Regions from separate parts of the Homo sapiens genome. Here region 1 is linked to region 2. The links are chromatin loops, found by intact Hi-C in ENCODE. Cell type or tissue: PC-3. All regions are shown on one strand.

Region 1 (2,500 bases), 390 kb before region 2:
CCAAAAAGAAATGAGAAATTAGTTTTTAAGGGCAATTAGCAAATATATTACAAAAATAATTTCAGATAAACGCTATGTGACAAATGGTGCTGTCAAGTCCTCTTATGTGAATACTAGTCATTGTTTGTCTTGAGAAAATGTGTGCAGTGGAGGATATCTTCTTGGCATATAAAAGGGGAAGATTTCTTTCTGTTTTAGTAATCTCTTTAGGGGATTGCCTGTGGTGTGCATTACATTCTGGTTGAATATTCAGAAATAAAAGTGTTTTCTTTCTCTTCTATTTTTGTGGTGAGGTTTTCTGAAATAGCAGGAGATTTTGCTTTTAATTCTATTTCCCCAATAGTAGCTCCATTAATTTTTTTCATGAATCCCTCATGTAATTGACTCTAGGAAAGATGTTAGGGTGGTAAATTTTCTTATTCTGTAAATATTTGAAATTCAGGAAAACCCTCCCATCAATAAATTAAATGAAGCATTGAAGTAAAAAAGAATATTCTTAACAAAGCTTATATTGAAAATCAGGTTTCCACAGCATATAGATCTAAGAAACCTGGGGGTACCCTTGTCTGTTTCTCCTATTCTCCTCTTTCAAAACCATTTCCTTTCCCAGGCTGGATAATTACAATAAAAAATAGAGTATGTGTTCCAAATTATTGAATGCTTCTTCCTTGTGTATGGAAAATCTGGGATGACAACCAGTGGTCTGCCATTTTGTGTACGAGAAAAAGAGGTATGTATGTGTGGGAGTCGGAAGGAATCTTGGTATACTATTATAACTAACCTCTCTCTTCCCTATTACCTTCAGAAAAAAAGAAAAACAATCAATCTAACCTAAAAGTGCCCCTTCCTCAGTGGCCTCAGCACATTTTGCACTACCTAGAGGCTAGCAGCAGGGGACCAGAATGTCTTAGCATTGTGAAAGAGAGACCACATGGACAGGGTGCTTAGCCAGTGAGTAGGGCTATTGTTGACTTCCCACCAGTATGAATGAACAGATCCTAGACCCTAGTTGGGGCAGCCTGAGCAGACACAGCCTGGATGCTGCTCCATGTGTGGCTTAATTAGTTCCACTATTGTCTAAAAGAGTCTTTGAGTCCAGAGAGCCATGGTAGGGTGAGTTGGAAATCAATCTGCCCATTGTAATTTAGGGGAAGGTTAGGAATTGCTTTCAAGCTTCTGTTTTACTCAGGCCGCTAGATGGAGAAGCTGAGCTGTGGAAGTGTTAGCTATCAATCACTTGTGTAAAGTAGCATGAAAGAGCAGGATATTTATAATAGATTTACTGCTGTAAAACTGACTCTGGACTATAAATAATATATCTCCTCTCCGTAAATGAGTAGAGCAACACACCCCCACACAAAGAAGCCCAGATAACAAATCTTTGAATCATAGATTCACTCTTTATTCTTCTCAGTGTTTAACTCCAGTGCCTAACACGTGTAAGAAACTACATTTCTAACACATGTAAGAAACCGTATGTGTTGAATTGGAAATAAAAGCCTGGATATTTGTAAGCAGATGATAGGGAAATCAGAGAACGTTTGGGTTGAGATCTTTAAATTTACTTTCCTATCCTTTGGCATTGCTGTAAAGAATTAATGACCAATGACTGTTTTGCTATATCCTTTGAAGATCATAGAAAAGTATAATTACAATAAGTATTTGTTGAGAGCTTTCTAATAATCCAGTAATTCTGTTAAATGCTTTAGATACAATTTCTAATTTCTTCATGTAAGAATTCTGTGGAATAAATACCATTTCCTCTTTGTTGTAGATGAGAACACCAGGCTCAAGTGACTTGCTCAAGGATATCCCAATAGGAAGTGACAGAGCTAAGATATAAGTTCAAACGGGGTGTGGATATATCTATTTGTTGTCCTATTTAATAAGTACTCATAGAAAGACGTCTTAGCTTGACTTTGAAACCTGGTCTACATCACTCCAATGTGTCAATAAGGAGCAGTATATTTGCATGTAGTGTGTCAAGGCTTCCCAGTTCTTACGCAGTTTTCACAATCTGGGCTGGCCTCAGCACAAGGCACGTTAGAGACCTTTAGGGTAAGAGTGAGTGATAAGAGTGATTCTAGATACTCCTGCAGTTTCAAAGGCCTAGATGGGATAATTCTAGCCCTAGCCCTAGCCCAAGCCCAGTCACTTTCTGGCAATGGTGAAATGAGGGAAGGGAATTAGGAGAACTAATTATACAGAAAGAAAATTATTTTGGGGCATTTTATTTTGGGAAAAGAAGTGGTTTATTTAAGATTTCTTACAGAACCAGGAGTCAAATAGCTTAGTTAAGACTTCCCTATTCTGCTTCCCTTTAAAAGAGGGCAAAGGCTGCATGGTGAGAGAGTACTGAGGAATCTTCCTGAATAGAACTTTCTACCTATATACTTTGTGATACAGAATATGAGCTGATTAGTGGTCCTAGCTAATGTCAGATAGTTGTGTGTTTGAAAACTGTAACTATTAATTGCTGCTATTCCATATAAAAAATATT
Region 2 (2,500 bases):
ATCGCGTCGCTGCACTCCAGCCTGGGTGACAGAGCAAGATTCTGTCTCCAAAAAAAAAAGGCGGGGGGGGTGATATAAGCAAAAGAATAGGCACATCAGTAGAACACTACAATAATAATTGTTTCAGGCAAGATTCATTGATGAATGCTAAAATTACTAAATGAAATTTAATGAGAAACTGGATATTTTTATTACCTCAAAATATCTCTCCCAAAATTTACTGATTACTGCTGTGGCAGTTTCTCGGTTTCTCCAGAAAGCAAAGATTAATTCTTTTCCCTTGTGGCTACAAACTTCTATAGACTTAGTGACTCACTTCTAACAATGGAAAGGAATAAATATTAACTATATAGAGTAGAGAAACCTAGCAGACACCACCTTAACTAAGTACTACAGACTTAGTAGTACTAAATGCAATGAGAAAGGCATAACACAAAGGGAAAGACACGTAACTTCTGTGGTATGCTTCCCCAAAATTCATAACCTCAGGCTAATAATGAGGAAACAACGAACAAACAAATGTAAGTTCAGGAGCACTGTACACAATTTCTGACCATTACTCTTCAAAAGTATCAAAGTCATGAAAGACTTTACACAGAGAAACTGTCACAGATTAGAAGAGACAAAGAGATATGACAACTAAATGCAATATAGTATCGTAGTTTAGATTATGAAATAGAAAAAAAAATAGTGGGAAAACTGAGGAAATGTGAATAAAATCTGTAGTTGATAGAATCAGTGTTAATTTTTTAGTAAAATATTAACATACAGAAAGCTGAGGAGTATACAGGACTCTTGTGCTACCTTTGGAACGGTTCTATAAATCTTTATAAAATTATTTTAAAATTAAAAGTTAAAAAAGTTAATACCATTTATTATGTATGTAAATCAGATGTTTTAAAAGACTATAAAACTAAAATTAGAAATAAACTCGAAGTGAAAATTTGTAAGATTATCCATAATCTGAATTTCAAGCTTTTCCAAACAAATCTATTGTTCATCAAAACTCAGTTTTCAATGAGTGCTATAAATCTGAACTCATAAAAACACATTTATACCATCAACATACCAGCTTTTGTTTATACACTGGATAACCATACAAATATTTCAGTTGTAAAAAAGATCCTGAAATTTAAAAGGTTTGACCAAAAAATTATTTATGCCACCTAGTGGTGACTGAGATAAATATGACCACTTAACAACAAATGAATTGAGGGACTGAAGATGCCTATACTTTTGACAAATAAAACAACTGGGAGAAAAATGCTGACAATGTGATAACATTTAATATTTGAGATCATGTAACTTAAAGATACTCAAAAATAAAACATTCCAGTAAAATCGGTTTAAAACATCAATTTAAGAAAGGGGAGCAGCTTTCTGGCTACATGAGCAAGCAGAATATTTTCAAGTATATTAGAGGATGATGTCCATGTTTATTATCTCCATATTATACCATATCAAACACACAATACCTCCAAATCATTATCTTCATTATGGAGATTTTCTTGCAATACAATAATTGATTGGAAAAGGGAGGAAAATAAAGAAAGCAAGGAGGGTATTCTTAAATGATGAGGAGAAAATAAAACAAAACTATGGACAAGATTAGCCATTCCACTTTGTGCAGACTACTGAAAGAACAAAGATGAAGCATGTAGTGGTATAAAGGGAATAAAGGGCTTAGGTTTTCCTCCTTGGCTTGCAGTATGCATCCTAGAGCAGAAAACTTGCCTTTCTAAACTCCTATACCAAGATCTATAAACTGACATGACAGAATAAACTTATTATCCCTTTAAATTCTAGTATTCTACCAGGCAACCACAATAAATATTCCCGAATCCTTAATAAAAAATAATTTTGGTGATATCAATATCAACTTAACACTACAATTAGGAAACAATAGTACTTAAAGAGTTCATGGCACACAGTAAGCGCTTCATAAATATTAACTATTAGCAGAACAGGAAAAGGTGAGAGAAAACTAGCACACAGTATTTTCTAATCCTAGTTTTGAGACTATTACACACTTAATACCTTCCTCATAAATGTAAACCAAAAATAATCTGTCATCATTCTATATAAGACAGATGTCTTCACTTATTGTTACTTAGGGGAAATCAAATCATAACCTTTTAATAAGACACAAGAAAAACTCTCTTTGCACTGATTTTTATTAAACAAGTAAGGCTGGTAGTGGAACATATTTTTATTTAATGCATAAACATATAAGTCCCTTATTAGAGAAACTGTATATATTGATGAATATGGTCAATGGTCACATCTATGGGTTAATTCTTTAAAAATCAGAACCAATAATTAGGATAGATTTTATGCTCTCTTCATTACATTGTGAAGTGTCTTGTGTAGTCATATTCTATTGTTGGAATGACAGCTTGTACAAATTTCAAGAAAATAAGAAGATACCTAAAGGTTTTTAGCTAAGGAAAATAAGATTTGTAAATAGTTCTATGTTTTAAGCCCATGTTGTAATTATCCA

The links. Hi-C counts contacts between places; a loop is a spot of excess contacts. Peaks named below come from ENCODE experiments on the same cell type or tissue, not always from the same donor. Only the 100,000 strongest peaks of a DNase experiment are listed, where the experiment ranks them.
Region 1: it touches region 2 in a loop (4-fold over the local background); 33 of 110 quality-filtered maps call a loop at or near these places.

What each region holds. Positions count from the first base shown.
Region 1 is chr3:112,136,102-112,138,601 of GRCh38, forward strand. It overlaps a transcript of C3orf52 not described here. Among named protein-coding and RNA genes, the nearest start is that of TBILA, 3.9 kb to the left of the region's middle. RefSeq lists enhancers at 467-986, 987-1,505. In PC-3, a CTCF peak has its summit at 1,178 (motif pointing right); a DNase peak (open chromatin) is centred at 1,200.
Region 2 is chr3:112,530,354-112,532,853 of GRCh38, forward strand. ATG3 (autophagy related 3) reads right to left here. Exons shown (of 12, transcript NM_022488.5): 12 at 2,157-2,427. The coding sequence ends at 2,346. Among named protein-coding and RNA genes, the nearest start is that of ATG3, 30 kb to the right of the region's middle. In PC-3, CTCF peaks have their summits at 1,172 (motif pointing left) and 1,371; a DNase peak (open chromatin) is centred at 448; H3K4me3 peaks cover 578 bases; H3K27ac peaks cover 1,088 bases.